Linked DNA regions of Homo sapiens: region 2 is linked to region 1. A link is an interaction called in ENCODE POLR2A ChIA-PET data of the cell type or tissue named here. Cell type or tissue: GM12878. All regions are shown on one strand. Each heading gives the region's core, and the rest is flanking DNA. Links, peaks and the distances in the headings are about the cores only.

Evidence for each region. Peaks named below come from ENCODE experiments on the same cell type or tissue, not always from the same donor. Only the 100,000 strongest peaks of a DNase experiment are listed, where the experiment ranks them.
Region 2: POLR2A ChIA-PET joins it to region 1 with 5 read pairs; 2 of 35 experiments call an interaction of 5 or more read pairs at or near these places.

The regions. Positions count from the first base shown.
Region 1 is chrX:19,786,069-19,794,068 of GRCh38, reverse strand. The region is part of intron 2 of SH3KBP1 (SH3 domain containing kinase binding protein 1); the gene reads left to right. Among named protein-coding and RNA genes, the nearest start is that of SH3KBP1, 98 kb to the left of the region's middle. In GM12878, for the core only: no CTCF peak of the experiment used is centred there; no DNase peak of the experiment used is centred there; H3K4me3 peaks cover 302 bases; H3K27ac peaks cover 4,265 bases.
Region 2 is chrX:20,069,185-20,085,140 of GRCh38, reverse strand. The region is part of intron 1 of MAP7D2 (MAP7 domain containing 2); the gene reads left to right. Among named protein-coding and RNA genes, the nearest start is that of MAP7D2, 40 kb to the left of the region's middle. In GM12878, for the core only: no CTCF peak of the experiment used is centred there; no DNase peak of the experiment used is centred there.

The DNA of each region.
Region 1 (8,000 bases), core at 1-8,000:
GGACCGTTCTGGTGTATGCCTGTTGTCCTCGCATTAACATTGACATCACCTGCTTTCATTCTCAGATGTCCTGGTCAGATGATAAACCATTTCACTCTGAAATGTTCTGGTTTGGATAGACAGATGAGGAAACTGAGACACAGAGAAGCCACATCACTTTCCATGGTCACCAAGCTAGTAAGATGTAAAGGTGGGATTCTTTCCTGGGAGTCTGATTCCAGGTCATGTTGTCTGATCACTAAGTTCTGGTGCTTCACAGTTTAAGCCAAGGGAGAGATAATATAGGAAAACCACTCTTTATGTTTTTCAGCTTCAGTATTTAGTAAAAATCACTGCCAAGTTAGCATCTGAAGTAGGTTAATGTGACTCAGGGCAGTGGGAATGTGCTAGGTAAAGACTCATTGAAACCCTAAGTGTGTGTTCATTAGTAAACTTGGCCAACTACTACCCTAGAATGATAATAGCATTCACATGTGCATGGTGCTTTATAGTTTACAAAACCTCTTCTCCCATATTATTGTGTTGAAGCTTCTTGTGCACTCAGAGGTGGGAGGTGGATGGCCAGTGGTGGGATTTCCAGTTTATAGAGGAGGATGGGGTAATCAGCAGGATAGTACAGTTGCCTGCCTGAGGCTTCACGGCTAGAAAAGAGGCAGATCCAGGATTCAACCCAGGTATTCCGCCTCAGCGATCAGTGCATTCCCACTTTAGCACGGGTGCCTCTTAGCCAGATATATATATATATATATATATATTTTTTTTTCCTTGAGACAATGTCTTGCTTGCTCTGTCACCTAGGCCAGAGTGCAGTGGTGTGATCACAACTCACTGTAGCCTCAACCTCCCAGGCTCAAACAATCCTCCCACCTCAGCCTCCCAAATAGCTGGGATTACAGGTGTGCAACCACCATGCCTGACTAATTTTAAAATTTTTTTAAGAGATGGGGTCCCACTATATTGCTCAGGCTGGTCTGGAATTCCTGGGCTAAAGTAATCCTCCCACCTCGGCCTCCCAAAGTGCTGAGATTACAGGTGTGAGCCACCCATGCCTGGCCCAGATGCTCTTATATAGCCATTTGAGGGTGCTGTTTATGAAGGGTTAGGGAGTCACTTGAAGACTCATTTACCCAGAGTTTCTTAGCCTTGGCACTGTTGATATTTTGAGCCAGTTAAGCCTGTTGTGGGGGCTGTCCTGTGTGTTGTAGGATGTTTAGGAGCATCTCTGGGGTCTACTCGCTAGATGCCAATAGCACAATCGCCCGTCCCGCCCCTGCCCCCACCCCCCGCCCCCGCCAGATCCCTCCAAGTCGTGACAACAAAGGAAAGCGTCTCCAGACATTACCAAATGTCCCTTGCTGGGGCACAATTGCCTCTGGTTAGGAACCACTGGCCTAACATAATAGCCACATTTAAAAGAGGGAAAGACGACCTTGAAAATGTTAGACCTGTCTTCTTCCCCTTTCTCTAGTTTCTAAAGCATCAGAAAAACTGTTGAAAGACCTGCAAAGGGGCAAAATAGAGAACAAGCAACATGTTTCATGTTGAATTCTCTTCCGTGGAAGAGCATTGTGTCTGCCAAAGGATAAGATAGCCAACATTTTTTTAAGTTAAAAATCACACAGTTAAAAATGTTTTGATAGAAAAGTTAGAATAGAGATCAGCCAAAATATACATATGCAGAATCTCCTGTAATCCTACTGCCGAGATAACCATGGTTCATATTTTGGTCTATTTCCTTCTAACCTTTTCCAGCATGCGTATACAAGTATATATTAAAAAAATAATTTTCCAAATAGAGCCATACCAAAAGCTGTTATAAACAGCTTTTTAATTTAAATGTGCCACAAATACCTTTCCATATCTATGATACAGAGTTACTAAGGTTTGTAGTATTTTGTTGTATGGCTAGCATATAGTTTATTCACTTAGTCTCCTGTTGTGTACGTTTGGTTTGCTTCTAATTTTGTTTTTGCTGTTAACATGCAAAACCGTGGTGAGTATCCATGTGCATACTTACACCCTTTCCAGCTTATTTTTTTTCCTTCTAGAAGTTACCATCACTGTAATTTTTAGTATCCATTGAGTAAGATATTGAATTCATAGTGTTCTGGATTGTATTTTAATTATGTCACATACCTTTACCCCTCAAAATTACGGAAATGTATTGATTAAAAATGTGTTTATGTGCTAGACTTGCAGAATGGGGTGTGGAAAGTTCTTTGGTTTTCTGATTGAACGATGACTAATAAGAAACCATTTGGGTTTCGTGCCTTGTTCATGAAGCCCAGTCTTAACTGTGTCAGGCTACTTCCTGAGTAGGAATCAGCCCAGTGAAGGTTGCTTAACCGTCCTTTAAGATTCTGTTCACTACTGAAAGAAATTCAAGGCTATATGCTCGTGAATTCTCATTGCTCATGGATTTTTCTTCTATGTGTTTTAAATTATAAACTCACGGAAAAGACATTCAGATGGTAGAGAAGAGCATAAAGTTTCCTACTTTACTCCCCTCCCTCTTGGTTTTTTTTTTTTTTTCATTCTCTAGGATTTTTGTATGCTTGTACAAATATTGAAATACAAAAAAATTTAAAACCCACAAATTGGGCAACAGAATGCAATGTGTGAGCCAAGTAGCTTTTTTCTACTTAATGCATCTTTCTATATCAGCACCTTATTCTGTTTAATTGGTGCCCTATTTGGGGTTGTTTTCAGCTTCTCCTGCAACAAGTCACCTTCTATTATGAGTCTATCCATAGGATACATGCTTAGCAGTGGAGTTGTTGGGTTAAGAGTTTATGTCCTTATGGTTTTGATAGATATTGCTAAATTGCCCTTCTACCAGCAATATATAGCTTGACTTGTTTCTATCAGGCATTTTTTTCATGCCTGGCATAAATTATTGATTAATAAGCTGGGAACACAAAGGTAGAATCTCATCTATAGGAAGGAGCATAGTTGGTTAGGAGACCATGTCTTCCCTAATGACCATTATGAGTATTGGTTTTCAGCCTTGAGCATACTCAGGGGGATGTGTATTTACTGGTTTCCTCCTGGGGTTGGCCTGAAACTGGCTTTTACTTTTTTCAACCACAGAGTTAGAATATGCATATAAAGTTGGGAGACAATACCCAGATAGACAACTTTCTGGGAGTATTCGATGACATGCCTCAATTAGAATTGAGGTGGTTAGAAATGGACCCTTATTACTAAAGAGGTTGTGACATGTAAATATCAGTGGGTCTCTGAAATAGAAGCATAGGTCATTTGGCATTTGGTACACTGTATCAAATGGAACATAATATAATAAATGTAAATGTAACATGTTATAATCATGTTACAGTCATTACTACCCCTCTTATCTCTTCCATGACGTCTTTTCTGATGTTTCTTCATTCCCCATCTTCTCCCACTCCAAGATGACTTTTTTTCACACTGTCCTTAAAAAAAATATAGCTGGTACTGCATTTAGGGCTTTAAATTGTTTTATTATCTTGGATCAGATATGTATCCCTAATCAAATTTTAACCAACACTTGGTTTCTGGTCCTCTTCACTCTGGCTGGGTGTTTGGAACGTAAGTATTTTGATTGGTTGTCCACTCTAGAATTCTTCTGATTTCATGGGGTCCCTGTGCTTGGTAAAGGAGGGCTCTCTCCTGGACATCTCCCCCTTGTAGGCCCCCAGAACGGTGCTCATAAAGGACTCTGTCATCTCAGTCTTCAGAGCACTGCTTTCCTGCCTAGGGAAGGGCACAGCAGGGTGCCATCTTTTATATGATTTGGTATCTGAAGGAGCAGAGGATGGTAGATGTTTGAAGATGATTCTGTGAACCCTGGTGGGTACGGCAGCTGCCAGAGCCCAGGTAACCATGTGAAGGGCTCATATTTTCTGAAAAGTCAGGGCTTTCTGATGGGCACTTTTTAGGGTATTCTTGGCCAGGATTTTTTTTTTTTTTTTTGAGTCGGCCTGAAGTGTCCTGGAAGGTGGAAGCTAAAATCCATGTAGGTTTGGCCTCAGGCTGGGCCTCTTAGAGGAGGTGGGGCAGCTTTCATTTCCTTTCTCCTTGAGCCCCGAGGGCTGACACTGTGCCCTGGGGACTCTCCCTGGCCTTTCCCAGGGGATGACCTCGAGAGAGTCTTAAAAAGGGAACAAACCAAAAAGCTGTTATTTATTTTTCTTATTGTTCAGATAATATATTTTCCTTTATAGCAAATGAAGAGGGCTTTTAGGGGGCAGGCAGTGTGATCTGAGGAAAATGGCCTCTGGGGTCAAATAGTTCTGGGTTGGAATGTGGGCTCTGTGGCTTTTTCCCTAAGGGGCTATTATGGGCCAAATTTTGTCCCTAACCCCCCTGTACCTCATAATGTGACTGTCTTTGGAGATAGGTCCTTTAAAGAGGTGATTAAGTTAAAATGAGGCCATTAGGGTAGGCCTTAATCCAATCTGACTGGTGTCCTCATAAGAAGAGGAGATTAGGGCTCACCGAGAGATACCAGGGACGCAGACGCACAGAGGAAAGACCATGTGAGGACACAGCAAGCAGGTGGCTATCTGCAAGCCAAGGAGAGGGGCCCCAGGAGAAACCCAATGTACCTTGATTCCAGCCTTCAGAGCTGTGAGGTAATGAATTTCTATTATTTAAGCCCCCCTAGTCTGTGGTATTTTGTTATGGCAACCTAGGCTGACTAAGATGGGGGCTTTTAGCAAGTCAGGTCCCCTGATTTTGCTTTCCTAAAGAGGGACCACAACACCCTGAGTTGACAAGAAGAGTGGACACAGTGCCTGGCTTCTAGGAGGTACTTTCAAATGGCAGTGGTGGTGGTCACCATAATCATTTAATAATATGATAATAGAAATCACCACCCCCTTCCCTCACCCAAGTTTTCTGACCCCGTCTGGTTTGAGGTTTTTCTTTTTCTTTCTTTATTTTTATTTTTATATATTTTTTTGAGATGGAGCCTTGCTGTATCACCCAGGCTAGAGTGCAGTGGCGCAATCTCAGCTCACCACAACCTCTGCCTCTCAGGTTCAAGCAATTCTCCTGCCTCAGCCTCCTGAGTAGCTGGGACTACAGGCATGCGCCACCATGCCCGGCTAATTTTTGTACTTTCAGTAGAGACCTGATTTTGCCATGTTGGCCAGGATGGCCTCAAACTCCTGACCTCGTGATCCGCCCGCCTAGGCCTCCCAAAGTGCTGGGATTACAGGCGTGAGCCACCGTGCCTGGCCTCTTTTTATTTTTTTATTTTTTTAACTTTCCTTTTAAGTCCTTTTCAAAGAGGGTTGCAAAGAACTCATGTGATCAGAGATTGGTACTTTATAGGTTGAGTGAAGTATTTTCTTTTGAGTAACCCTTTTCATCCTTTTCATCTGTTAACATATTGGAGGTCCAGGTAAAATTGTATTTAGGACAAGGATTCTGCTGCCAAAATAGATTCAAAGTGACTTTCAGCGTGGTGTGAATATTTACTGTACCTGACACCCATTGTATTAGTTTGCTTGTGCTGCTGTGACAAAGTACCACATGCTGTGAGTGGCTTAACCAGTGGAAATTTATTGTCTGGCAGTTCTGGAGGCTGGAATTCAGAGATCAAGGTGTGGGCAGGGTTGGTTCCTTCTGAGGGTCGTGAGGGAGAGTCTGCTCCTCCCCTTGCTTCTGGTGGTTTGCTGGCGATCTTTGGGTTGTAGACACATCACCCCAGTCTCTGTCTTCATCTTCACATGGCATTCTCCCTGTGTGCATATCTCTGTGTCCAAAGTTCTTCATTTTTGTGTTTTTTTTTTTTGTTTTTTTTTTTTTTTTGGAGATAGAATCTTGCTCTGTTGCTCAGGCTGGAGTGCACTGGCACGATTATGGCTCACTGCAGCCTCCATCTTCTGGGCTCAAGTGATCCTCCCACCTTGGCCTCCCAAAGCGCTGAGATTACAGGCGTGAGCCACAGCTCCCATCCCAAAGTTCTCCTTTTTATAAGGATACCACTCATATTGGATTAGCGCCACTCAAATGACCTAATTTTAACTTGATCATCTGCAAAGACCCTATGTCTAAATAACGTCATATTCATGGATACTGGGGATAAGGACTTCCATATCTTTTGGGGAGATACAATTCAACTCATAACACCAATTATATTGGAACCCTATTTGCCATCTGTGCACCTCTGCCTGCGTCCGGCAGCTTCTCAGGAGAAGTCCCTCTGCCTGGTCTGCCATTCTTGTTTGCCATGCAGATTTCAGCGAAGAAGTCACCTGCTGGAGAGGCCTTCCCTGGCCACCCTCAATATAGAGTGATTGAATGAGTGAAATAGATTGCAGAGTAAAATTAAAATGTGATTGAGAATTATGCTGAGCATAATTTACCCTTAAAAGTGTGAGAGAACTCCTCTCCACCCCACATCAATGTTACTTGTAACTTTTTTGTATATGTTGGCTGTGTCCCCATCACAGATGCTATTTAAATATCATTTTGTGCCTGTGAATTGAGATGTCGGGCACCTTCTGAATGTCATGATGTTTCCTATTCTGTGTGCAGAGCATGCCAAGAGGATTCAATTTGTTGAATTTGGATCTTTTTTTGCAATGAGTCACTATTTGATTATGATTTTACAACAATTCACAGAATCAAACTGGCTAGACCCCTTCTCTGAAGGACATCTTGGGTCCAGAAAACCTGTGAATCATGAATAAGGGAAACATTTACTAATGCTAGTTAATTATCAGTGTTTGTTAAATATGTTCTCCTTGCTGAAACTGCTAGGGGCTGTGCAGAATACCGAAATAGAATAGGCAATAGCTGTGGCCTCCAGGAACACACAATTCACATCAAACAGCCAAAAAATAGATAATACATGCAAAGTGGTGTGAGAAGGTGTAGTACAGAAATTAAGAAGAAGTGCTTGTTGTGGACCAGAAAGATCAAGGCAGGCTTTGCTGAGGAACTTAGTTAGGCTTGGGCTGTGCCTTAAAGAGTTAGAGATCCCAGGAGAGGAGGGAGAATACCAGCTCAAGACAATATTAACATAATATCATTAAGCTGTATAATAGTCACAGTATATATTGAACTACCAGGTTTTAATAAAAATTTTCTTCACAAGATAGATATGAAATGATTTGTAACAGAAAAATATTGTATACATCCTAAATGTCCATCAACTTGGGATATATAAGTTATAGTACATCCATATAGTAGAATACTCTACAGTCAGAAAAAAGAATGAGGATGCTTTTTACCGCTGTGGACCTTCCAAATATATTATTGTTCAGTGAGAAAAGCAAGGTGCAGGACAGTGGGTATGATATGCTAATGTATGATATTTTCTTAAAGAAACTAGAAGTTGCCTAAGAAACTAATAACCTATGTGTGGTAGTGGTAGACTGGGAGAATGGGAGCTAGATTCTGTGTGGGGATGTTTGTGTGTATGTGTGTGATTTGAATGATGTAAATGTATCCTATTCAAAAAGTTAGGTGTGAAGACAATAGTATTTGGTCACACTGTTGCTACCCTTAAATTGACTTAGTGCTTTGCCTTGCTGGGACATAATAAACGAAGATAATTAGTGACACCAGATATCTTAGAGATAAACTTTTGCATTTGCCCAGAGAATGAAATTCCCTTGACCAGCTTTCACTTTTGTTGGCCGCCACAAGAAAGGTTTGAAGCATAGCACTCAATAGAGGGGCTGGTCTAATGAACCCCTTTTTACCCATCGTCTAGCTTCAGCGTTATCATCTGCTGGCCAATGCTGCTTTGTTTGTTCTCTCTCCTCCTCATTCTTCCCTTCTTCCCTGGCCTTGATTATTTTGAAGGCAATGCCATTCTGATGGAATAATTTAGAATTATTACTCTGACCTCCTGAGTCCCACCATGGCCCCAGACATGCAGAGTACATTAGATGCTTAGGTGGGAAAAGCTGTCTTTAATGGAATTTGGCTCATCACATTAAACTCATTTGATTTTACTTAAAAAAATGTAAAAAATTATTGTGCAATACAGGTAACATAAA
Region 2 (15,956 bases), core at 7,957-15,956, 280 kb before region 1:
CTTATTTGCCTGGTAGGGCCTGTATAGGTCATATGAAGGCAGATGGCGTGTGTTTGACCTCCTCAGGGTGGCCTGTTGAGCAGGGTTGCCTGGCCAAGTAAGCCTTCCCACTCCAGATTGTGAGGCAGCTCAATGTGTTTGCCTCGCTTGCAGGTTCCTACCATGGTTTCACTGTACTGCCATCTGGGAAAGGAAGGTTGGTGCAGTTTATTCCATAATAATTAAAAGCCTTACCACTACTAATAAGGCGTTTAGATACAGCCCTACTGGCCGGGTGTGGTAGCTTACACCTGTAATCCCAGCACTTTGAGAGGCTGAGGCAGGTAGATAGATCACTTGAGGTCAGGAGTTCGAGACCAGCCTGGCCAACATGTCAAAACCCCATCTCTATTAAAAATTCAAAAATTAGCTGGGCGTGGTGGTGCGCACCTGTAATCCCAGCTACTCGATAGGCTGAGGCAGGAGAATTGCTTGAACCAGGGAGGCGGAGGTTGCAGTGAGCCGAGATTGTGCCAGTGCACTCCAGCCTGGGCAGTAGAGTGAGACTCTGTCTCAAAAAGAAAGAAAGAGAGAGAGAGAGGGAGGGAGGGAGGGAACAGGAAGGAAGGGAGGGAGGGTACAGTCCTACCTAGGGGAACAAATTATGCCCATTGATGCTGTCAAACACCTATCAGAAGTTTACTAATTCTCTGCGATTGAAGAATTATTTTATTATTGCTACCATTTTTAACAAAGCCACCCAAATGGGAATCGTGTTTATTTTCTTTATCGTTTTCTGAGGTTTTATATTACTACCGTATATTGATGTGGCATGAACCAAGGTGTATACACTGTGAAGAAGGTTTTTTTATTCGTCACATGCAGTGTAGCTTACTACAGCAGGCTTCCTTACCCTTGGCACTACTCACTTTTGGGGCTGGATGATTCTTTTTTTTTTTTTTTTTGTGAGTCTTGCTCTGTTGACCAGGCGGGGGTGCAGCGATGCGGTCTCAGCTCACTGGAACCTCCGCCTCCCGGGTTCAAGTGATTCTCCTGCCTCACACTCCCGAGTAGCTGGGATTACAGGCGCGTGTCACCACACCTGGCTAATTTTTGTATTTTTGGTAGAGACAGAGTTTCACCATGTTGGCCAGGCTGGTCTCGTACCCCTGACCTCAAGTGATCCACTCGTCTCAGCCTCCCAAAGTGTTGGGATTACAGGCCTGAGCCAAGGGCTGGATGATTCTTGTTTGAGGCTGAGGGTTGTCCTGTGCACTGTAGAATGTTTAGCAGCATCCCTGACCTGTACCCACTAGATGCCAGTAGCACCTCCCCAGGAGATATTTTGGAGTCTCAAAATATCTCCAGACTTTGCCAAGCACTGGGGTACACAGTCTCCCCTGGTTGAGAACCACAGTATTAGAATGTAAGGATTGTGTAGCTTGCTATTTTTAAAGGCAGTGGTCATCTGAAGCACTAGTTTTCGGTCAGCTATAATAGAAATGTATGTATTGACCTTTAAGTATGACAGTTTGGCTAACTTAAAATAATGTGGTAAATCCAAAACCCGATTGCTGTGATGTGCTAGCATGCTTAAATAGCAACAGCATATTGCTGTTCTTTGATGATCGTTTTTACAGATGAATGGCAACACACAGGATTTGAAAATGCATATATCATTTATTTTTATGTTCCTGAAATGAAAAGGAAAGAAATAGTGACAGCCACAACAGCCCAGGTACCATCCATACTCAGGCATACCTGTAGTGCACATGGGAAAAGCACTTTTCCTATGTGTTATTTTGGAATGGCAGTGGCCTTTTCTGTGGAATGGCCAAAAGAGAAGCTTGTACATGTCCATAAACCTTGGGAATTCTCCCCTGAAGGCCTCGTTGTTTTACTTTTCACAAATCTTTCCCAGAACCAAATATTCAGTTCCACGGTTTACCTTTTCTTTTGTATCATAATCTGTAGTTTTACTATTTTCAAAATCAACTTTTAACTACTGGCAGCAATAAATTGAACTTTAAGATTCATGGTTCTTTTGTTTTCCAAAGAGGGTTTTAGCAGGGATGCGGTTAGAGGCTGGAGGTGGGTTAGATAGAGGTAAATTTAATTGACAAGCTAGAGATAACTGCGAGGCTGTTTAAAAGGCCAACCAGACTGCCCTGAACAATGTTGAATGCGGTTACACATTGTACTCTGCTTTTGTGGTTTAAAAATAATCTATCTGTGGCCGGGCGCAGTGGCTCACGCCTGTAATCCCAGCACTTTGGGAGGCCAAGGTGGGCAGATCACAAGGTCAGGAGTTCGAGACCAGTCTGGTCAATATAATGAAACCCCGTCTCTACTAAAAATACAAAACATTAGCCGGGTGTGGTGGTGTGCACCTGTAATCCCAGCTACTTGGGAGGCTGAGGCAGGAGAATGGCATGAACCCAGGAGGCGGAGGTTGCAGTGAGCCGAGATCGCGCCATTGCACTGCAGCCCCGACAACAGTGCGAGACTCCGTCTCAAAAAAAATACAAAAATAATAATCTATTTGTGCCATGAAGCTGTTTCCTCAAGGCCTCAAAGTGCCCTTGAAGATTGTCCTTGTTTAAGAATTATGTTGTGGCTGGACTGAGGATGCCAGACGCACAGATCTGTAGGCCTAGGATGGGGGTAACTCTGCTGGGCATGTTTTTCAGAGACAAATGGAAATGGAACAGGGGTTCTAACTTTCAAAATCATTTTTAACCTGTCTCCCAATTGTTGTAATACCAAGAGTTTTACTCTCTAATTAAAAAAATATTTTTTGTAGAGACAGGGTCTTGGTATGTTGCCCAGGCTGGTCTTGAACTCCTGGCCTCAAACGATGCTCCCACTTTCTTCCTAAGCACTGGGAATACAGGCATGAGCCACTGCTCCCAGCCCAAAAGAGTGATTTTTTTTCCTAGCCCCTTTATTTATCCTTTGCATTTTGTTTTAAAACTAAGGAATCTTCTTGAAACGGAAGCCAGCTGGTGGTAGGAGCAGGCCTAAGCACTACCCTGATGACTTGCATTGCTCTTCAGTAGCCTTGTCAGTGGCCTCTGGACTCAGTGGTGTAACTGGGACCATCTCTTCTGTGGGCTGGAATTGCCATGAGCTAAGTTGGAATAGCAGGGCTAGGAGAGCAAGCAGTTCACATTGGGTAGTTTGTGCTCAGCAGTGATTAAAGCTCAGATCTGGGCCGGGCGCGGTGGGTTATGCCTGTAATCCCAGTACTTTGGGAGTCTGAGGCGGGCTGATCACCTAAGGTCAGAAGTTTGAGACCAGCCTGGCCAACATGGTGAAACTTCGCCTCTACTAAAAATACAAAAAGCTGAGCGTGGTGGTGCACACCTGTAATCCCAGCTACTCAGGAGGCTGAAGCACAAGAATCCCTTGATCCCAGGAGGCAGAGGTTACAGTGAGCTAGGATCGTGCCACTGCATTCCAGCCTAGGCGACCGAGTGAGACTCTGTCTCAAAAAAAAAAAAAAAATCAGATCTGATGCCCAGTGAGATGGCCAAGGAAGAGTTGTCAGCCTAGGAAGAAGGGGCTGTCCTCAGGGAAGGGGTCTGAAGGGTCCTGTTAACCCTGTAACAGTGAGGTTGGAGGGACCCCAAACAACCACATACATGTAATTGTGCAGAAACAGAAACAAGGAATGAGGACAATATAATCAGCTTGAGACAAAGAGCTTGCAGTTGGCTTGCTCATACTCAAGAGTGCAGCTTGTCCTATGGTAGGGACCTGGGGCCTTATGGGCATCTGGGCCAGGAGTGCCATGGAGATTGGCTGGAAAGGTCTCTGGTGAGCCTTTGGGATCCTTTTTTCTTTCTTTTTCTTTTTAGCTATCTCCCTATAGGAAGGATGAGACTCTTTTACATCTTTTACTTTCATGTTATTAAACACACATACACATCACCATGAATAGAAATCAAATGACATTGCTAATACTGGAAACTCCACAGGTAATTTCTCTTTACCAGTCATTACCTGCTGGGTTCTGTCCACAGTTTAAAAGAGATATTTGTACATTTCTTGTGCTTTGTTGCTGAGAAAAAGCAACAAGCTTCTAAGCAAGAGTCATTTATCCCCGTGTCTTGGCCCTCTTTCCAGAAGCTCAAAGCCTTTCTGAGTCTTGTCTTGGATTGGTGAGTTGGGAGCTTGTATTTTCACATGACACAACCCTCATTGAGCAACCGCTTCTCCTGATATGTAACCTGAAAGCCAGCCTCTGCCCCACCATTACAGGAAAATACTGGCTGGGTTAGGCTGAGGAATAATGATGCCTGACATTTATTGAGCAGTGCTTGTGTAGCGCATAGTGTACTGAGCAGTTCCCTCTTTTCCCTCCTCCTGTTTGCATCCTTTCCCTCTCAATTAATGCTCCTAGTGATCCAGTGAGTGGGCGCGATCTCCATGGGGTTAGAACCCAGGCTACCTGGCTCTGGAGCCCCTGCTCCCAGGGCACTGTACTCAGCTGCCCTCTCTGTACTTGCTGGGGGATGTGGGGGTGCTCTTCAAGGGTCATTTTGTCTGCATGATTGGAGCCCTTTATCAGGTGAGACTCCAGAAGCTCACGCAAAAGCCCTGCATGTCAGAGCCTCTCCATCTCTAAAGGACCTGAGGCCAAGTTCAGATGCCCAGACCTACATGCCCTGTCCATGGTAGAAAACTCTACCCTTGCTGCCCTGTCCATGTTTACTGCCTTATCTCATTCTAGCCCCATTTGCTTGTTGGTTTTTTGGGATCACCTTGTATAGGGTGGGTAGAATCCACATTCTTGTTGTTGAAGAACAGGCATGCACAAAAAACTGTGATGAACAGAATTACACAGAAAGGAGAGCATGAAGGTGGAGGAGAGATGATCTTGCAACCACCGCACAGGGAAGAAGGCTGGGAGGACAGACCTCAGCATAGAGTCACCCGTATTACCTTAGGGAGCCCTGAGCTTAGCTGTATAGGTTTCTTTTAACTAGCAAATCATGCTGTGAATAGAATATGCTGTGCATATTGGCTTATTTTGAAATTACATATAATTGTAGAAACACAGGAAGCTAGGTAATTCCTGCCTCCCAGATGAGGATCCAGGGTGGGAGCTAAGCTTTCATATCATGGTGCCCGGTAGATAATCAGTTGAGTTTAATTTTTCTAGACTATGTCTTCCTTCGCTACCTTTGAGTTTGCTCATCTTAGCTTCTAAGCAAACTATCAGCTTGGCAGAGAAAGCCTTAGAATGAAAACTGTGACCTCTTAGGAAGTTGTGGGGGGTTTCCTGGAGTAGTTTTATGGGGTTCTTGGGAAGACTGAAATGATTCCAGGATTTGGGGCCCAGTGGTCATCTGCCCCAACTTGTTTTGTCTGTGTTCTCTTCTATCATCAGGGGAAAGGAGCCAACTGTGAATACTCCTGCATGCCAAGCATTTTCAAAAGGTCTTGCCTCTACCCCATAACCTTGGGATGTAGGTAGTAATGTTCCTATTTTATAGAAGAGGAATTTAAACCTCTGAGATGTTAAGGAATTTACCCAGTCTCTTGACTAGGATACAGTTGGGCAGGCCACATGGATGGAGCCAAGAAGAAGCTCTCAGGGCCGAGGGGGCTGAGCTTTATCTATGAATGGGGAGAAAATCCAATTGAGGCAGTTTTACTGTAGCTGTAGAAAGAACCAGGCCTTTGGGGCATTTGTAGCTGGGATCTGATGTAGACTGGAGACAGTTAAAAGCATGAGAAAGTCAGGTTAACAGTTACCCTGGAAGATAACAGCTGTCAAGGAAGAGTTCAGGACCAACGAACCAGCTTCTTAGATTTCCTTATCTTCTGGTAACCAGCAAGGTTAGGCCTTTTTGCCATGCTCTTTCTCTTCAGCCACTGCCTGGGCCTTTGCAGGTGACTTCAGTTCCCATGCTGGCCCTGGCAGAAGGCATACCTCCTATTTCCCATGCTGCCCTTGGAGTCCAAATACACCCCACTTCTTCACAGGGCCACAGTGAAGATGTGGTTACCTGGGAGTTGCCGGGTTATTCTTCATAGCTTTGGGCACTAACAACATATGGCAGGTGGTCAGCACTGAATTTTGCCTTTTCTGTTTGTTGCTGTAGTTGTTACAGCTTTGAAAATAGGTATAAATTACATACACTACAATGCACAAATTTTAAGTCTACTGTTTGATGAGTTTTGGCAAATATGTACACTCTCGGGGCCTAGCCTACCCAATGGGTCCCCCACTGGAGGCTTGGGGCAAGCTGAAGACATTGCTGATGTGAAAACAAGGATTAAAGATCAGGGAGGGTCAGGGGCTGGTTCTAGACTGTGGTAGTAGACATGGTGGTGGTCAGGTAATGAGATTAAGGAATACTCATGCTTTCTGGATACTCAGGACATATCTCATTTCAGGGCCATATCTAAACCAGTAATAATGATGATAATACTGTTAGCTAATATTTATTAGGCATTTAATATGTTCTAAGAGCTTTGCATATATTGTTCCTTAAGCTCCACATTACTCTGTAACACAGGTGCTGTTTAACAGCTGAGAAAAGTGAGGCTGAGAAGCTTCCCCAGAAGTCACACTTAGTGTGTGCTGAGCAGGGATTTAACTGAGCTGGGCAGAGCCCACTCCTCTTTCTTAGCATCATCCTTCGTGCTTCCCAGTAGGAATAGCTACCATTTTCTAGATATCTAGGTCTCTCTGTCAGTGCTCCTTCCCTTTAGGCCCTCTCATTATTGAGAGTCAACCAGACTGGCCTCAAATTCATGCTTTGCTACTTAATAGCTGTGTGACTTTGGACAGATTTCTTAACCTCTCTGAGTCTCAATTTCCTCATCTATAAAATGGGGGTGCCTCCCACCTCCTAGGAGTATTGTGAGCATTAAATAATATTTGTAGAGAATAATGCCTGGCCAGAAGTAGGTGCTTAGGAACTCATATTTTTAGAAAAAGACAATCTAGCCCACAAATACGTGTACAGTCCTCAAAACTAGGCACTGTTGAATTTTATAACTTGGCATGTTGTCTTTTGGTTCTGGGGAGCTTATTTACCAGATTGAGTTACTGGCGCAGGAGTTCCTGGGGTGGCTGAGTACATGTGTATGAATATAGAATAACATCATCATATACCACCTTCATAATTAGTGTTTGTGAGATGTCATCTCTACGTACTTTTTAAATAAGAAATTACTTATTTTGCTGAAGACAGGATCTCTCATTTCTACCATAAAGGGCGTGTGTCTACATGTGTAGACAAAAACAAGCAAACAAACAGTGATTGGTAACTGATATACTCTTTGCAGAAGATGAGAAATGAAGAGGACATATACATGTTTCTAGTATAATTTTTGTTGGAAAAGAATCCTTGCCCTAGTTTTACACTGGCAGTGTTGTAATGTACTCTATCTTATCACCCCCATTAGGAAAGGTAGCCTGATTGAGGTTTCCAGGTGTGTGTGCAGAGGCCCTCCATAGTGGAAGGTGGAGAACAATAAATAGGAGCATGTGCATTAGAATAGCCAACGCAGAATAGCTGGATTTGTTGAGCTCCTATTGTGTGCTGGATACAGTTAAGCAGTGCCTATATCTCATTTAATTCTCACTCTATGATAGGTTCTACTCTTATCTCCATTTTATAGAAGAGGAAGCTTAGAGCAGGTCCTGCGGAACTTTCCTGTTTTTTTTGTTGTTGTCGTTGTTGTTTTTTTAGACAGAGTCTTATTCTGATGCCCAGGGTGGAGTGCAATGGTGCAACTTTGGCTCACGGCAACCTCCACCTCCCAGGTTCAAGCAATTCTCGTGCCTCAGCCTCTCGAGTAGCTGGTACTATGTTTATGCCACCACACCTGGCTAATTTTTATATTTTTAGTAGAGACGGGGTTTTGCCATGTTAGCCAGGCTGGTCTCAAACTCCTGACCTCAGGTGATCTGCCCACCTCGGCCTCCCAAAGTGCTGGGATTACAGGCGTGAGTCACTGTGCGCGGCTAGAACTCCTGTTGTACCTTCTTCTGATAACCGTGTGTAGAGGATTTTGTGGCAGAATGGTGATGATTACATGCCAAGTTTTGGAGTCGGGGGTCAGGGGAGGGATCCATTCTCATTATTATTATTTGACCTTGATGTCAAAGTACTATGCACTTTGTATTGTTTGGGCTTCGCCCAATTCTACATTTGGTGGGGAAAATGGCCCTTCTCTTAGCTGTGCAATTGTGATTTAAGAAAATCATTTAGGAATCATTTGAATTGTTTAGTAATAATCTTACATGTCTGCATTTTTCTGGAAAATGTAATTCAGTTAGCTGTTTTAAAAGGAAACCTATGGGAATTTAGTGGGCATATTTTATAAAAATCTATTAACGGCGTAGATTTGTATATAGTCTTAAAGTAGTTCCCTATTTCTCCACTTCTTTCTTTTCAAGGACTTTTTGGCATCTGTATACAATTTTTTTTTTTTTTTGAGACTAAGTTTTGCTCTTGTTGCCCAGGCTAGAGTGCAGTGGCGTGATCTTGGCTCACTGCAACCTCCACCTCCTGGGTTCAAGAGATTCTCCTGCCTCAGCCTCCCAAGTAGCTGGGATTACGGTGCACGCCACCACGCCTAATTTTTGTATTTTTAGTAGAGACGGGGTTTTGTCATGTTGGCCGGGCTGGTCTCGAACTCCTGACCTCAAGTGATCCACCCGCCTCAGCCTCCCAAAGTGCTGGGATTACAGGCATGAGCCACTGCGCCCGGCCTGTATACATTTTTTAATTGTCTATACCTTTTGGATGTCTATACCTTCATCCTAGTAGTCAGTAGTTATTGAACTTAATTCCTAGTTCTAGACTTGCCTCATTCAAAAGTATGAATCATGACATCTTTGAAAGGGGCACGTTGCAAGGAATGAATTGGGTGATAATAGTGACTTATTATCACCATTTAAGAGAAAATTTAAGCCAGTTCAGAAAATTATAGCAGGTAGGAAATGGATTAGATCATTCATTGTCAGAGCGTGGTCCCTAGACTAGCAGCATCAGCATCATCTGGGAATTTATTAGAAATACAAATTCTCAGGCCCCACCCCAGACCTACTAACTCAGAAATTCTAGGGGTAGAGCCCAGCAATCAGTTTTTAATAAGCCCTCTAATGGATTCTGATGCACACGAAAGCTTGAGAATCATTGGATTAGAACCCTCCCCCACCCAAAAAAATGCTCGGAAGAGTTATTAAGCTATTGCAAGAAATGGCATCTTCCTGAGAGACAAATTTAAGTTGAAACCACCTGGTTCTGCTCTTGTCAGAGATAGAAAATGGAATAAATGGCCACTGATAGGTCTTTGTAACCATATGATTCCCCTGAGGTTAGTTCCTGCCTAGGTATTTGTTTCCAAAATAAGTATCCCAAATAAATACCAGAACTTCATGTAATAGTCGAAGAAATAGAATTCAGTAGTCAAAAGGGATTAAAAGCAATTTGTACATTTACTGGAGACTAGAAAAGTGTCAAAAGATGAATTCCTAATATGCAGCTTTTTGCCTCGTCCTCTGGCTCCCAGTATTATTTGTGCACACACACACTGACACACCCACACACTGTACCTTCCAAGAGTCACACAAAACCCTTCCCTCACTCAATTCCTAGTCAGAACTCTCCCCAGAAACAGTCCAACATGGCTCATGGCTTCCTAGTCCCTCATCTCTCTTTCACTTCCTTCTCTCTTTTATTCCCCCCATCCCCCACCCCCATGCAGCATATTTTTCCCCTTTCCAGTGTCGATTAATGAAAACTGATTCATTTCTCACAGTCCTGGAAATCTACCCACATACATTCTCCATCTGTGTAATGAAAGCCCAATAACTGATTCATATTGGATGGGTAGAATGGAAAAAGCCAAGAACATAAAGACAGAGTTCTCTTTCTGGTGGAGAGAGAGATGGAGCAGTCTCATCTCTGGTTGAATGGGGCCTCAGAGCTGTTCCACCTGAAATTTCATGATTTGGGATTTTGAAAGTGCCAATCATACATTAAATTGACTTTTTAGGGTTTTCTTTTTTTGCACATTGTATGCTGGTATGATTAAACCTTCATTTTAACACTGTTTTTGTTTGTTTGTTTGTTTGTTTTGAGATGGAGTCTCATTCTGTCACCCAGGCTAGAGTGCAGTGGCACGATCTTGGCTCACTGTAACCTCCACCTCCCAGGTTCAAGTGATTCTCCTGCCTCAGCCTCCTGAGTAGCAGGGACTACAGGCACACACCACCACACCCAGCTAATTTTTTGTATTTTTTTGTAGTGACGGGGTTTCACCATGTTGGCCAGGCTTGTCTTGAACTCCTGACCTCAGGTGATTCACCTGTCTCAGCCTCCCAAAGTGCCGGGATTACAGGAGTAAACCACCGCGCCTGGCCTCATTTTAACACTGTTAAGGGTTGTTTTGTTGATGTTCTCAGAGTGCCTTTAATGGTTATGAATTTCATTTTGAAGAAAAATTAGGTTGCTACACAATTTCGCTGTTGGTTTTCATCAAAAGTCCATTGTATTAAAGCACTCATCCTGAGTTATGGAGAGAATTGAGATTTAGCCCTACACTGAAAGAAATTTAAATGGGAAGTTTAGTGACCTTATGGGATTGTAATTGGTTTTGAGGTTTTAAATGAAAAATATGAGGCGGGAGTATGTGATGCTTTCCGAACAAAAACAATATACCCTCATGCAATAATGAAAAAGGTTCTAGATTCTGTCAGTTGATTTTCAGTTTCCACTTGCAAGATTGAAAAGTTCAATTGGATTTCAGGCTTTATTATTTTCTAGCATATTTTTGCATAAATCATTACCCTTGCCTGGAATTTCCAACTCCTGCCTTTCACTGATCTGAATCTGACCCCACCTCCTCTCTCCCAGGAGAGCAGCAGAGTCCAGAAGAAATCACACTGGATTAAAAGTCAGAGAGATAATTAGACTCCTCCCACTTAATAGGACATTGGATGGGTGGGTCACTTGATGTTTTAAAGTCTCCATTTCTTTCTTTTTTTTTTTTTTTTGAGACGGAGTTTCACTCTCGTTGCCCAGGCTGGAGTGCAATGGCGCAGTCATGGCTCACCGCAGCCTCCGCCTCCCAGATTCAAGTGATTCTCCTGCCTCAGCCTCCCAAGTAGCTGGGATTACAGGCATGTGCCACCATGCCCGGCTAATTTTTCTATTTTTAGTAGATGGGGTTTCTCCATGTTGGTCAGGTTGGTCTCGAACTCCAGACCTCAGGTGATCCGCCCGCCTCGGCCTCTCAAAGTGCTGGGATTACAGGCGTGAGCCACCGCGCCCGGCCGGTGGGTTATTTTCTAGATTAAAGAAATGGGCCGGGTGCAGTGGCTCACGCCTGTAATCCCAGCACTTTAGGAGGCTGAGGCAGGCGGATCACGAGGTCAGGAGATCGAGACTATCCTGGCTAACACGGTGAAACCCCATCTCTACTAAAACAAAAAATTAGCCAGGCGTGGTGGCGGGCATCTGTAGTCCCAGCTACTCAGGAGGCTGAGGCAGGAGAATGGTGTGAACCTGGGAGGTGGAGCTTGCAGTAAGCCAAGATTGTGCCACTGCACTCCAGCCTGGGTGACAGAGCGAGACTCCATCTCAAAAAAAAAAAAAAAGAAAAGAAAAGAACCCCTCTAAAAATAATGGCCAGCAACATTTAATGAGCATTTATTATACGGGAAGTTCTTCCCACACATTTCATGTAACCATCACAGCAGCTGTTTATCACAACACATTTATCATTTATTGGCAGTTTTTTTCATCCCCTTTTAAAAATAAACACTCATTTTTCTTCCAACTTGCTAACATTTATTTTTGCTCCCCAGTTTTACAAAGTATAATTAATAACAAAGCTGTTGGGATTGTGTGACAAAGATACTTTATAGAAATATATATGATTTTTACATACTCACATGTACCACATAGGTTTGCCTTTGGAACCAGATATATCATCTAGATATTTGGGATGAAAAGGAAAAACAGGCAACCTAGAAGATTTGGGAGAAGGCCGCAGATAAGATCAACTAGGCTCTGGATTTTAAGCCTTGTTGTGGAACACTCCCTGATGTGGTTTTTGGTATTTTGCTTTTTTTGGGGTGGGGGGGAGCACTACAAATTCTTTTATTGCAATATAATTTACTAATAATAACATTAATCATTTTGAAGTGTAATCTGGTGGCATTTTGTACATTCGCAATGTTGTGAAACTGTCACCACTGCCTAAAATACCATCACATTTTCATCACTCCCAAAAGAAATCTTGAACCCATTAGTAGTGTTTCACAATGTCTCCCATCCCCTTCATTCCTTTTTTATGGCTGAACATTATTTCATTGTATGGATGTATAACGCCATATTATATTTATCCAGTGTGATGGTTAATTTTTAGTGTCAACTTGACTGGATTGGGGAATACCTAGAGAGCTGGTAAAGCATTATTTTTGTGTGTGTCTGTGAGAGTGTTTTCAGAGGAAATTGGTGTGTGAGTCTGAGTGGACTAGGTGGGGGAAGATCCACCCTCAACGTGGGTGGGATCCTCCAATCCCCTGGAGGCCAAGACAGAACAAAAACTGAGGTGCTCAGTATATGTTACTGCTTCCCCTTCATGAACTTGACATTTCTTGAGTGCTTACTGTGCACAAAACACTGTGCTAGGCCCTTTGGGGGCTACAAGAAGAAATGGAACATAGCCCTGCCCTTAAGAAGCTTGTATCCTGATGGATGGACTGGAAAGGGAGGGTTGGCGAGAGAGGGCATCGGGAGGGTAGAGTTTCCTGTGCCTGAGGGTGGTGAATGAGAGAGGGAAGGACCCGAATGTGAAGTAAAGAGGAAAAAGGTCTGTGAGAATCAGAGCACTGATGGAATTCAATGGAAAGATTAATCTGTGTGTGTGTTGGGGGTGGGGCTATGGGGAGCAGCTCATGGAGTGCCTTCCTTTCTTTACCCTTGTATTCCTCCCACAACTCTAGCAGAAAAATGGGTACAAAGATGCCTTAAAATGTTGGTTGTTTTTATAGACACTTCTGGTATGAGGTTAAAATATTCTGCAAATTGGGAGGTTTCCATCAATGGGACATAATATTCGTGGCCCTTTGATTCAGCAACTTTTTGAGTCCCTCCCAGTCTTTAGGGTGCCAGAGATTCAGAGATAAGACAAGAGTTTAGAGGACAAGGGTCAAATGAAAAGACCCAAAGCCTGGCAGGGTGGTGCACACCTGTAATCACAGCGACTGGAGAGGCTGAGGCAGGAGGATTGCTTGAGGCCAGGAGTTAAAGATCAACCAGGGGCAGCATAGTAAGACCCAGTCCCCCTGCCCCTGCCTTCCACCTCCACGGAAAACAAAACAAAACAAAACAAAACAAACAGACCTAGACAGTAGCATGTAGGACAGTAACAACCTTGGCAAAGGTAAACACTGTGGAGGAATGTGGCAGGTGATCAGTCATTCCTTCTGCAGACTGTTTTGGGGCTCACTCTGCTGAGCTCTGTCATACAGAGAGTAGCCACAGGGAGGGCCCTGCCCTGTAGAATCACCATAATCTAGAACACTGGTTCTCAAGGTGTGGGCCCTGGACCAGTAGTGTCAGCCTCACCTGGAAGCTTGTTAGAAAGGCAGATTCTCTGGCTCACCCCAGACTTACTCCATCAGAAGTTCTGGAGGTGATGTCCAGCAGTCATTTTCACAAGCCCTCCAGGTGGTTCTGATGCATGCTCAAGTGTGGTGAGCAGTGGGCTAGGACAGTTGTCAGGTCTGGATGCACATTAGAATCACACGCGGGGCTTTTAAAGCAACAGTGCCTAAACCACACCTAAGACTGACTAGATCAGAATCTGAAGGGAGACCCAGGCATCTATATTTTTGAAAGCTCTCCAGGTGATTCCATTGTATAGCCAAAGTTGAGAAGCGGTGGTCTCCACATGCTTAAACAGATCATCACAGTGCAACCAAGAGTGACCATTAAGGTGGGAAACAGTGCCTGTGAGTCCACAGAGCAGAGGATGCCTGGCAACCCCTTGAAGGGATCAGGATGGCTCCCCAGAGGAGGTGAGGACCCTTCATTGTATTTCCTATTGGATGAGCTCTTCATTCCTCCTTCCCTTTTTTTCTGGACATTGCAGTTGCACAAATCTGAGTGTGATCGGAAAGGTTATTTTAAAATTCATTTAATGTGATTAATTTTTCAAAGTTGAACACAGCTGGCTTCCCTTTAAAACTTTGTATTTTGATAGTGGTTCTTACCATGAATAATTGACTAATATCAGGTCATTAATATTCTATAGGAGAGTACTTCAAGCTAATAAAATTCATTTTAAAATTAGTTTTTAAAAATGTGTTCCTGCAGCCCAGGGATAGTAGGATCTCAGTCAAGTATGAGATTTTATGCTTTTCTGTTAACATAAGATAGTTGTTTGACTGCTCAGTATCCCTGTTTTATTCCAATTTTTTTGTAGGAATTAATTGCCCAGGAAAAGACCTCTGTTTCAGAGTTGCAAGTTTGCCTGGATGCTGTTGCCCTGGGAAACATTATTGCATCAACAGTGGGGAAGGGGTGGCTCTGACATGGGTGCTCTTTGTCCTTCTCCTGGGTAGGGCATCTCTGAGAGGGTATCCCCTTTAGGTCCTTCCCAGGGCTTCACATTTGGGCCAGATTTTTTTAAAAAATAATTAAACTTTTGTATTTTGAGGTCATTGTCAATCCACACGCAGCTATAAGAAATATTATAGGCTGGGTGCAGTGGCTAATGCCTGTAATCCCAACATTTTGGGAGGCTGAGGCAGGAGGACCACTTGAGGCCAGGAGTTCAAGATCAGCCTGGGCAACATAGTGAGACTGCATCTCTACAAATAAATAAATAAATAAATAAATAAATAAATAAATAAATAAGAAAAAAATTGCCGAGGCCAGGCGCGGTGGCTCATGCCTTTAATCCCAGCACTTTGGGAGGCCGAGGTGGGCAGATTACGAGGTCAGGAGTTTGAGACTAGCTTGACCAACATGGTGAAACCCCGTCTCTACTAAAAATACAAAAGTTAACCAGGCGTGGTGGCGCATGCCTATAATCCCAGCTCCTCAGGAGGCTGAGGCAGGACAATCGCTTGAGCCCGGGAGGCGGAGGTTGCAGTGAGCCAAGATCGCACCACTGCACTCCAGCCTGGGCAACAGAGCGAGACTCCGTCTCAAAAAGAAAAAAGAGAAAGAAAAGAAAAAGCCAAGCATGGTGACACATGCCTGTAGTCCCAGCTACATGGGAGGCTGAGGTGAGAGGATTGCTTGGGCCCAGGAGTTCGAGGCTGCAGTGAGCTGATTGTGCCACTGCACTCCAGCCTGGGTGACAGAGTGAAACCCTGTCTCAAAAAAAAAAAAAAAAAAATTACAGAGAGAGCCCATGTACCCTTTACCTGGTTTCCCCCAGTGGTAGTATCCTACAAAACTATAGAACAGTATCACAACTAAAATGTTACCACTGATACAATCAAGACAGAGTACATTTCATGATGCCTTTTATAGACATCCACTTCCCTCCCACCCCTACCCTCTCAACCCCTGGCAAGCATGTAGGCATGGATCTGTTCTCCATAAGTTCTTATGGAGTTCAAAGGTAAAACTGGGTCCCTGGTTTTAAAAAAAGAAAGAGATGGCCATAGACTGTGGCTCATGCCTGTAATCTCAGCACTTTAGGAGGCTGAGGCAGGAAGATTGCTTTAGCCTAGGAGTTCCAACATCAGCCTGGGCAACATAGGGAGACCTTGTCTCTACTGAAAAATAAAAAAATTAGCCAGGCATGGTGGCACATACCTGTGGTTCCAGCTACGTGGGAGGCTGAGGTGGGAGGATCACTTAAGCCCAAGAGTTGGAGGCTGCAGTGAGCAATGATCGTGCCACTGTACTCCAGTTTGGGCAACCAACAGAGTGATATCCTGTCTCAAAAAGATAAAAAAAAGATGATAAATGCACACAAAT